Regions from separate parts of the Homo sapiens genome. Here region 1 is linked to region 2. Evidence: chromatin contacts called from ENCODE Hi-C or POLR2A ChIA-PET data. All regions are on one chromosome and are shown on one strand. Each heading gives the region's core, a stretch centred on a gene start or an enhancer-like site at or near the end of the contact. The rest is flanking DNA. Distances are from core to core; before and after follow the strand shown.

What was found. A loop is a pair of places that touch in the nucleus more often than their neighbours do. ChIA-PET counts read pairs that join two places held with the same protein, here RNA polymerase II (POLR2A). Pooled maps may share reads with other maps.
Region 1: a map of endothelial cell of hepatic sinusoid shows a loop between it and region 2 (6-fold over the local background). The contact joins two enhancer-like sites. A Hi-C loop is called at or near these places in 1 of 168 maps with a recorded cell type or tissue (endothelial cell of hepatic sinusoid) and 1 of 50 pooled maps. POLR2A ChIA-PET finds 5 or more read pairs at or near these places in 6 of 52 experiments (AG04450, H1, PC-9 and 3 more).

The regions. Positions count from the first base shown.
Region 1 is chr3:184,675,620-184,681,498 of GRCh38, reverse strand. No RefSeq gene overlaps it. Among named protein-coding and RNA genes, the nearest start is that of MAGEF1, 34 kb to the left of the region's middle. RefSeq lists enhancers at 2,341-2,846, 2,847-3,351. Within about 2 kb of position 2,318, at least 5 of the 41 ENCODE cell types and tissues checked have a DNase peak (open chromatin) inside an H3K27ac peak, as active enhancers do.
Region 2 is chr3:184,764,191-184,769,520 of GRCh38, reverse strand. It overlaps LINC02069 (long intergenic non-protein coding RNA 2069), which reads left to right. Exons shown (of 3, transcript NR_110043.1): 2 at 4,052-4,201. Among named protein-coding and RNA genes, the nearest start is that of LINC02069, 6.3 kb to the left of the region's middle. Within about 2 kb of position 3,705, at least 4 of the 41 ENCODE cell types and tissues checked have a DNase peak (open chromatin) inside an H3K27ac peak, as active enhancers do.

The sequences.
Region 1 (5,879 bases), core at 1,069-3,568, 87 kb after region 2:
AAACTCCTGACCTCAGGTGATCCACCCACCTTGGCCTCCCAAAGTGCTGTGATTACAGGTGTGAGCCACCGCGCCCAGCCTACATTACTTTTTTCATGCTGAATCTTCATTATCTGGGTGTATATCTTACAGCACATCTCAATTGGGATTGGCCACAAGTGCTCCATAGTCATGGGTGGTTGGTGGCTGCCATATTGGACTGTCTAAAGGGACGGGTGACCTGGAGCATCTTGAGCAGATAATAAGAGCAGGTGGTGGGGGCTGAGGACTTTCAGGCAGTAGGGAATAACCGCGGGTTCTTGAGTGAGAGAGTATCCTGGCACAGCGCTCTCACGCTGTGGAGTTTGGAGGCTGCCAAGGAGCTAGAACAAGAAGTTCAAGGACAATGAGAGATCGAAGGAGGAAACCCCAGCAGATGACCAGCCCCACAAGTAGGACTGGGAGCCTTGGCCCTTGCCCTCACCTGAGACTGGAGGAGACCCCAGACGGGGACTGTAAGTATGAATTTACCTCCATGGGGAGGTAGGCAGGTCACCTTGGCAGGCCCTGGTTGGGAGAAGGCTGTTGAGGACCCAGGGGCTGTTTTACGGTTCCTTTGGCTCCCCATTCACGGAAGCAGACTCACACCAGATCCCTCCTGCCTGCTCCCCCCACCACTCCTGCAGCCCATAAAGGGTAATGAAGCTGAAGTTAAAACAGTCACATGAAACCCACTCATTTGAAAGGGCACCTGCTTTAAAGGCCAAATTTCCTGAGCCCAGGTTTATACATTAAGCTACAGAAAGACCTAATTAATTCAGACCCCACTCACTCTGAATTTGGGATAAATTCTGCCTCGGGCTGGTCTGAAGTCTTTCCTTTTGCACTATCTATGAAGAAATGGTTTGCTAAGCAAATAAATAGTGCAGGCCAGATTACAGAGACAGGTCTGGCTTACTTAACTGTTTTTAAGAACTTTAAAAATCACTTTAGCAGCCTCATTCCCAGAAAGTTAATGAGATCATTACAGCTGGTCCTTATCTATTTATTTCAGCATTTCAGTTTTCCAAGCACCTTTATACCCATTAGTTAATGTGACCTGGGGTGGGGAATCCTGTTATTTCTCAGCTTCCAGCAACAGACTTAGTGCCTGGCACACAGTTGGTACTTAATGTTTGCTAAATGAAGGAAGTAGGCCTGGTAAACAATACTAGTCCCATCTTACAGATGAGAAAAAATGAGGCTCAGAGAAGTTAGTTATAATATATTCTGTCCTGGCCACAATGGCTTTGGGGTGTCCCTAGAGCTAGACCAGCCACATAGCTAGTTAGTGATGATATCAGAGCTTGAACCAATGCTGGTTGCGGGTTTCTCTCCACTCTATTACATGTTACCAGGGCTGCTGCTTGACAGCAGTTTATTATCTGAGTTTGAGGAACAGTCTGTTCTTAGGGACCACAACAAAAAAGTCCCATTTTTTTTTTTTTTTTTTTTTTTTTTTGAGACGGAGTCTCGCTCTGTCGCCCAGGCTGGAGTGCAGTGGCGCGATCATCTCGGCTCACTGCAAGCTCTGTCTCCCGGATTCACGTCATTCTCCTGCCTCAGCCTCCCGAGTAGCTGGGACTACAGGGGCCCGCCACCACGCCCGGCTAATTTTTTGTATTTTTTAGTAGAGATGGGGTTTCACTGTGTTAGCCAGGATGGTCTCGATCTCCTGACCTTGTGATCCGCCTTCCAGAGTGCTGGGATTACAGGTGTGAGCCACTGCGCCCGGCCCATTTTTCTTTTGTAAATTGCATTTTCCCCAGGGAAAGGAATCACTGCGTTCTGGAATGTGTGCCTCCGCACTAATCAGCAACAATCCCCTTCTGTGCAGCACCTGACTCTGACACAGGCCTCCTGACACCCGTGGCCCTTGGGATGTCAGGGCCAGTACAGGTCACTTTCCTCCCTGGGGTGGAAGAAATGGGGGCTGCTGCAAATCTATCTGGTCCTGGCTCCTCCGGGGAGTGCTTCCCGAGGCACAGGCCTCCCAGGAAGGATGGTCTTTGTCCTCTGGGTATACCCTTCCCCCACATCAGGGGAGCAGCCTCTGTGGGCTGGGTCTTTCTTGCCACTTATGGGGGGATAGGAAGAGGCCGGTCTCTGTCTCTCTGCCCTTTGTTCTGGAGGCTTGGCTGACTTGGAACACTGCGCAGGGAAAATTCCCTGACCGTGAGATCTGCAGGCTGCAGGGTCCCTGGGGAAGGCTGGCCAGGGGCTCTTTCGAGCTGCAGCTGGAAAGAGGGGTTGGGTTTCAGCGAGCCGGGCTCGGGGACGGCAGCCCGCCTCCCTGGCGGTAAGGGAGCTGGCCCGGCGAGCCAGCTGTGCCTGACAGCTTCCTGTCGAGAGCTGAGGGCCCACATGACCGCTCCCCACTTTGTGGATTAGGGGGCGAAAGGCCCAAGAGGGAGGGAGAGCAGGAGGGGCACTCAGGTGCTCTCTGGCCCAGCTGGGGATGGGGTGAGAAGCAGAGCACCAAAACATTTTTTGTGAAATGAATTCTGCGGGCTCCCGGTCACACGGTCCAGCAAGCTGGCTCGCCCTGGAGAGGGGGTGTGGGGCTGGGGATGCGGTGAGCCTTGGCACTGACTGGGGCCATGGACTGTTTGTTTAAAGTCCCCCTCCCTGCAACCTGACTACACACATCCCCACAGTGTCTGCCAGAGAGGCAATGTGGTAGCCACAGCGCTATGTGTTGAAGAGGAGATGGGATCTGGCCGTGACGCGGGAAAGAACCCAGGCCTGGATTAAAGGGCAGTGCACGCTCTGACCACCCTGGTCTCTCCCGAACTGGACCCCCTGAGCCAAGGGCAGCTGAGGCCAGAGAACTGGGCCTCCCACTGAAGCCGTCCTGACCAGGGATGCCAGGCCTGGCCTAGAGATGCCCCGTTCTGTCCAACAAGCGTTTATTGAGCACCTACTGTATATGGAAGTGTGCACAGAGATAAGTCAAACACAGCCCTGTCTTAAGGAGATACGCTTGAGATGATAAGCTCTGAGTATGACAGGGTGCAGTGCAGGCACACAGAGAAGCTTGGCACCCCAGGGTGCAGCCTTGGGGTTCACAGAGGGCTTCCTGGAGTCAATGATGCCTCAGAGGGAGGAGGAGGCCAGCAGGGCGGTGAAGTCCCTAAGGACCCAGTTTAGCAGTGGGTTTCTGGGGACAGTTGCAGATCCCCACCTCATAGGCAGACCTGTGCACACCTGCCCTGCCATCACCACGTAAGAGTGGCCTAGAACCCCAAAGGTCTCCGGTGAGGAACAGCAAACTGGGCACAGGCCTTGCCGGGGTTTCTGGGTCAGCTGAGCTCACTTCCCCTGTCCCTGGTCCACACACCTTGAGAATGATGCAATAGATGTCAGGGAGAAGGAGGGGGTGCCGTGCAGCCCACCAGGTGTGGGCCTTCCCCTTCACTGACCTCTAAACAAGACCCCACAGCCCTGGGGCAAAAGCCCCGGGCACCGACACTTCACTAATATCTGAGCTTTTGTGCTGTTGAACACCAAGGAGCCTTGGCCTCCTCCCTGGAGGGATTTCTGGTGCAGCTATCGGCCCTGTAGGTGATTTTTGTTCCAGCTCTATCTCTATTGTTTACATAGCTCAGAGTTCCATGGAGTGAGAGAAACATGCTTTCCTTTCCACTAAAGGTGCTATGAAAAACAGCCGGTCTGTGGAGGGGCAGGAGGGAAGGCCGTGTGTGCTGTTCGGCCCCTCATTCTGACAGGCTCTTCTGGTCTCCAGAGTCCTCTCTGTCCAGGATACCTGTTTGTCACGCTCTCCCTGGAGCTGGCTCAGCTGGAGGCTCTGGGACTCGGAAGGAGCCCCCATTCTAGAACTCTCACTGGGAGTTCTGGCTCTACGAATGGAGTTGTCCCTGCATGGAGTCCTACAGGCCTGGATGCCACCAAAAGAGGGGGCAGTGGAATGCTACTCCCCCTCTAATCTGGCCACCAACTGCCACCTTATCTGCAGGCCCTGACAAGGGTGACAGAAGCTGATGCCTGGATGTCCAGCAGGCAGGACGATGGGAGAGCGGAGGGGGCAGATGGTAGAGAAGGAGGCAAAAAGCAGCCCCACTCACCCTGGGGAGGGACCGAAATCTCCTGCTTTAAAGCCAGCAGGTTCCGCCTCTGGGTATTCTCTCCAGCACCATTTTTCCTTCTTCACTACAGAGATTTTATTTCTCTCTTGCTTGGTTTGAGAACTGTCCTGATGCAGCGGGCAGATGTCTGAGTACTTGAGGGCTCCGGTGATGACTCCTCAGGGTCTCCGCCTGAAGACTTGGTTCAAAGCTCCCAGCCCTCTAGCAGACCTCACCCCTGCCTCTTACCGTTTCCTCTTTCCTTCCTCCTGCAACTTCCCCTTTCTCTGCCTGCATGCAGCCCCTGTGTCTCCAGCACATTCTCCTTTGGGTCTCCGCGTCTTTGGCACTCACGTTCTGCATGTTACTTATCCTGTCCATCGGCCAACAAGCAATGGGTCATGTCACTTTACTTCCCTGGTTTTCATGTCTATGAAATGGTAAAAGTCATGGATGGTGGTGGGTTGTCTGGTGGTCTTGAGAGTCCCTGCAAGACCTTCTACCCTAAGATTTGAAGTATTTACTTATTGATGCCCTGATGCCTGAGCGGGCATTATGGAAAAAAAAAAAAAGAGGCTGCCCAATACCAGCCTGACCAACATGGAGAAAACCCGTGTCTACTAAAAATGCAAAATTAGCTGGGCATGGTGGCACATGCCTGTAATCCCAGCTACTCAGGAGGCTGAGGCAGGAGAATCGCTTGAACCCGGGAGGTGGAGGTTGCAGTGAGCTGAGATTGCACCACTGCACTTCAGCCCGGGCAACAAGAGCGAAACTCTGTCTCAAAAAAAAAAAAAAAAAAAGAGGCTGCCCAATATGTGCACTGGGACTCTCTACCCTTCTTCATTCGAGGCCAGCCTAGGGCTGAGGAGTGATCCCTTTACAGATTCAAGCTGCCACAGGTCAAATGATAGAATGGCGTGCAGCAGGATGGGGAAGCCCAGTGGGAAACGGGGCAGCAGGATGGGCTGGAACAAGCCTTCAGCCCTACCTCTCTCCTTTGACTACTCCAAATATTCTTGACTTCTGAAAAATTCCCAAATGTTTCCGAGCCAAGAATCCCCCAAAGGAGTGGCTCAGTGTCTGGGGTTACAGAGACTTTGTTACTGCAGCAAAGCATACTACAACCCATTTACTGGTTTAATTTAATTATTTATGATAACACTTCAGAGTAAAAACTACACTTGTCAAAATAAAGGGGACTTTGTGCTGCAGTGACCCAGATTTTATTGTTGCATTACCTAATGCACCGAAACCTGGTAATCGGCACCAGATCTCCCTGCCACTTGGGCAAATCAGCACTGAATGAGGAAGGCTGAAATGGATTACTGCTTCCTGGGGGAATTATTTTCAACGATTCAAACAAAATGGCATTTTGATTTTCTTCCTCCCACTCTAGTTGCATCCCCTTTCCCCCAAATAACCTGGTTTCTACACATATATTTGACTGTTTGCCGTTACCTCTGTGCCCTTAGATCACCTCCCTTTCTTTGCACATACAGTTTCTTCTGCCTAGGATGCCTTCTCCACCACTCACTAGACAAATCATTCCTAACCATGTCGGCACAACAGATTCCCCCATGCATTTGAGAAGAAATTCAGATTTGGCCAGGCACGGTGGCTCACGCCTGTAATCCCAGTATTTTGGGAGGCTGAGGTGAGTGGATTACCTGAGGTCAGGAGTTCAAGACCAGCCTGGCCAACATGGGGAAACCCCGTCTCTACTGAAAATACAAAAATTAGCTGGGCATGATGGTGCATGCCTGTAATCCCAGC
Region 2 (5,330 bases), core at 2,456-4,955:
GGGGAGGGGGCCCTGCGCCCGGCCCACTTGCCTCCCTTCCACTAAGGGGGCTTCACCAGATTCTCCTGTTTCAAGGAGAAATAGAGTTTGGAAACCTCTCATTTTATAAACGAGGACACTGAGGCACAAAGCAGGGTAGTTGGTGCCTTGCCTAAAGTCATACAGATTTCATGTAACAAATTGTGCTGGCTAGGTATGGGAGGATGCAGAGCTCACAGCACAGATGAATACCTCCATCGCAAAGGCTGAACCAAATGCCCCGTTAAATCAAGAGATCTGCCTCTCTCAGCTTTGTTTTCTGAAGAAATCCCTTCCCAGGGTTCTTCCCCAGCATGCGGCACTCAGGGAGAACCACAACCTTGTCCTCTAGGGCCCAGCAGGTGTAATGTTCAGTGGGCATGCGCTGGTGCAGCATACTGCCAGCATCCACGCCGGTGTCCTGGGGGTTTACCTGATTGTTAACTATTTTAAAGATCACACTTGGATCCCACTACCAATGTTTCCAAAGTACAAGTAAGAGCCGGACGCGGTGGCTTATGCCTGTAATCCCAGCACTCTGGGAGGCCAAGATGGGCAGATCATTTGAGGTCAGAAGTTCGAGACCAGCCTGGCCAACATGGTGAAACCCCGTCTCTACTAAAAATACAAAAATCAGCTGGATGTGATGGCAGGTGCCTGTAGTCCCAGCTACTCAAGAGGCTGAGGCAGGAGAATCACTTGAACCCGGGAGGTGGAGGTTGCCGTGAGCCAAGATAACACCACTGCACTCCAGCCTGGGCAATAGAGCGAGACTCCTTCTCAAAAAAATAAAAATAAAAGCAAAATGTGACTAAGAATCAGACAGTAACAGAAAATATCAGTAACAAAAGAGTCCACACCTGCCTTTCTCATTGCTATTATTTGATACCAGAACTACCTGAAATCTTTCAGAAAGAGGGAAGAGCATTCTTTTCCTGGGAGCTTTCTAGGTGCAGACTTCCGCTCATAGCTGACAGTGCACAATGGGCAAAGAGTGACCAGGCTGACTTCTTCTTCTTCTTCTTTTTTTTTTGAGATGGAGTTTTGCTCTTGTCGCCCAGGCTGGAGTGCAGTGGTGTGATCTTAGCTCACTGTAACCCACGCTTCCCGAGTTCAAGCGATTCTCCTGCCTCAGCCTCCCAAATAGCTGGGATTACAGGCACCCGCCAACACGCCCAGCTAATTTTTGTATTTTTAGCACAGACGGGGATTCACCATGTTGGCCAGGCTGGTCTCGAACTCCTGATCTCAGGTGATCCTCCTCAGCCTCCCAAAGTGTTGGGCTTACAGGCGTGAAACACCGCGCCTGGCCTATGCTGTCTTCTGGAGATGGACTGAAGGCCACACCAGGCCTCGGGACACAGCCTGAGGGCTTCAACCCCTGGGAAGGGATTTCTTCAGAAAACAAAGCTGAAAGAGGCAGGTCTCCTGATTTAACGGGGCATTTGGTTCAGCCTTTGCGATGGAGGTATTCACCTGTGCTGTGAGCTCTGCATCCTCCCCTACCTAACCAGCACAATTTGTTACATGAAATCTGTATGACTTTAGGCAAGGCACCAACCACCCTGCTTTGTGCCTCAGTGTCCTCGTTTATAAAATGAGAGGTTTCCAAACTCTATTTCTCCTTGAAACAGGAGAATCTGGTGAAGCCCCCTTAGTGGAAGGGAGTTCCATCCCTGCCCCTTCCACTTGCTGACAGTCTGCATGTGGCGGGGGCACGCGTTTCTCTAATCCACAGTGTACGTGTAGTGGGTGCTGTCCCCCCCAGGAACCACCCTTGGCTGAAGGGAGCCGTCTTGCCTGGGTTTCCCCCTCCCAGAGGGCACAAGGATCCCATCGCCTCAATGGGGGCACATCTTAAAAGGGCCACCCAAGCTTCAGCACACCAGCCTCGCTGCCGTTCAGCCTTTCCTGTGCCAGCCTGCCTTCATGACTCCCCAGCGGGGCTGCTCCGTGAGTGCTCCCAGTTACCCTGCATGCCGACAGCCCATGAGTGCTCCCAGTTACCCCGCACACCCAGAGCCTGCGTTTTGAGAACCTGGCCCAAAGCAGTACTCAACCACAAAACAGGGGCAGATTCCTACCTCTCGGCTACGGTGAGGGTTAAGTGAGCACACTGCTCACATGAAATTTCCTCTCCAACGCAGCGCCTGGACTATAGTAAATGAGCCATACATACTTGTTCATTTCCTCCCTCTCTCCATTCTTTCTTCCCCCAAGTGTGTTTATAGTCTTTATTGTGAGTGTTCTCTATCCTTGGAGAGAGACATCTGGCTCTCTGTTCATTGGCAGAACTGAAGTGATTGACACACTCTAAACCTAGTAAGTGTCTCATCCCTTTCTGACATACAATTGTTTATGTAGCTGTGCTCACTCCTCATACCAACACACACACACGCACACACACACACACGTACAGACACACACACGCACACACATGCCCACAAGTGGTATTGCCGAATCCTGCAGTCTTTGTAGTTTCACAAACATCCAAATCTTGACACCACTGCCACAACACACAGAGAACTGCTTGTGTGGAGACCTGTATGCCAGGTGCTGTGAGACATCCCAGGAGGGAGAAGCTCATTTTCCAATGATGGAATCAAGGAGGGCTTCATGAGAGAGGTGACATTTGTCATGGGCTTTGAAGGCTGCATAGAAATCCAGCAGGCAGAGGGGTGGGAGTGGCTTTCCAAGCCAAGGGAACTGTGGAGTTGGGAAAACACAAAGCATGTCTAGGCAAATCCTCCAGTCTAACTGAAGATAAAGCTTCAAGAGGAGGATGAGAGGGAGGAGCCAAGGGTGGGAAGGTAGTTTGTGACTTGACTGGGTGGGGCCTTGAGTGCCAAGCTGAGGCCAGAAGTAATGAGATTCTACTGACAATTTCTGAGAGGTGGAGGGAGAGCTTTTGGAAGGTCAGTCATGGAGATGATTGAATGAAAAAGATACTGAGGTCAGGCCAGACGCGGTGCCTCATGCCTGTAATCCCAGCACTTTGGGAGGCCAAGGTGGGTGGATCATATGAGGTGAGGAGTTCGAGACCAGCCTGGCCAACATGACAAAACCTTGTCTCTACTAAAAATAGAAAAGGTAACTGAGAGTGGTGGCACACACCTGTAGTCCCAGCTATTCGGGAGGCTGAGCTAGGAGAATCGCTTGAACCCAGGAGGCAGAAGTTCTAGTGAGCCGAGATCACGGTGCTGCACTCCATCCTGGGAGACAGAGCAAGACTCCATCTCAAAAAAAAAAAAAAAAAAAAAAAAAAAGGAAAGATACTGAGGTCAGAAAAACAGTGAGGAGGCCGTGGTAACAGACAGAGCTAGCAAGGACCCCCCTCCTGGAGAGGGGATTGGTAGACCAGGAGAACAGGAGGAGTCTCAGGATAAGAATGTGAGCATCCACCCCTTCCAGATCACCACTACCACGAAAACCTTCAGGGGCAGCTGTGCACATACCCCCAGCTCATCATCTGAGAACGGGTGCCAAGTGAACTCCATCTCCAGAAATTGTTTGGGGAAGTGAAAGAGGAAACCGAACTCAAAATAAGGGTGCCTGACTCACTGTCTCTCAGTGACCATGTGCAGAAAAATCCTCTGAGCCTGCCACCAGCCACCTCCTCTGTCCACACCTTACTTCACAGGAATTCAGACACCAAGAGGGAGTCCCACACACGAAACACCTGGAGACGTGAAGAAACAGACTCAGCCCTACCTCCCTCCTCCCTCGCTGCGAGGTCTTGGGCAATCACTGACATATTTCCGGGCCTCAGTTTTCTCATCTATAAAATGATAATAATAACCAGCACTACCCATTTGTGGGACTTTTATGAGATCAAATAGCCCAATAAACTCGAAAATGCTTAAAGCTCTTTGGAAGAAATGCAAGTGTAATTGTTGAAGTTGTTATGTCATTGGATATTACTATCGCCACTACCGCTATAAACTTGCATATCTCTTTTCTCTGAAGAGGTCAAATGCTGTTCATGGTGTTCTTCTTTCATGAATAATTTCCAAACACCTCCTCTTGTTTACAGGTGGGCCCTACACGAGAAGGTTCCACAGATACTGCCTGCCTAAAGTGGATCTTGAGTCAGATCCTACGAAAGCCAGAAGGAGGGCATGGCTGAGAGTACCTCGGAGAGGCAGAAAAAGGGGAGCTGACTCAACACTGCTCTGTTGGGAAGGTGCGGTGTCCCGGGGAGGGAAAGGCAGGTGACTCAAGGTGAAACTTTCTGGACACAGAGGAGCTGGGATCTCTCATCCAATTCATGCAAATCCTTGGCTGCCTCAACCCAGATCCCACCCCTCCCCATACGAGGCTACCTTCTGGTCTCACTGCCTTGAAATCTAACAGTGCAGCCAACGTGACTCACCAACCATGTGGCTTGCAAACATCACTAAGCTTGTCTCATTTTCCTCATCTGTAAAATGGTTTAATAATCTCTGAGCTGCCTGCCTTCCAGGGCTGATGTGGGGAGGAGGAACCCATGGGCTGAGGATGTAAGAATGCTTTGGTGACTATGAGGTGTTGTATCAAGGTAAAGGGTTGTTGAGGGAATGTTTTAAGATGATTTCTGGGTCAGGCGCGGTGGCTCACACCTGTAATTCCAGAACTTTGGGAGGCCAAGGCAGGTAGATCACCTGAGGTCAGGGGTTCGAGACCAGCCTGGCCAACATGGTGAAACCCTGTCTCTACTAAAAATACAAAAAATTAGCCAGGCGTGGTGGCAGGCACCTATGATCCCAGCTACTCGGCAAGCTGAAGCAGGAGAATTCCTTGAACCCGAGAGGCAGAGGTTGCAGTGAGCCAAGATCGCGCCATTGCAATCCAGCCTGGGCAACAGAGTGAGACTCCGTCTCAAAAAAAAAAAAAAATGACTTCTGGCTTGAGGGTGGTGGTGGTGGTGGCGACTGGAGGCTGCTCTGGAGTGGTTAGGGGAGATGTTGGGGGAATCCCAGGAAGCCAGACCCAAAGTTCCAAAGTAGGGAGAATTCTCTTGAACATAGGTTTAAAGTATCTCTTAGTATTCTGGTACAAAGTTCCTTCTTCCCCCAAAAAGCAAATCACAAGACCAGGACAATGTGTGGGGATCACGATCTTCCGGCAGCCCACAGCTTGGCTGTTGCACTCTTCCTGAATGCCTCTGGACTTTCTAGACAGAGGCACGGAGCTGGTCTGGGACAGTCCCTCCAACCAGACTCTGATCACACCCCCAAACTCAAGCCCACCAGGCTGACTGATGTTGACTTCTACCAGTTGAAGGCCATCCTTAGCCACACTTTCCCTCCTTGGTGTAGTGGCCATAGACTCCG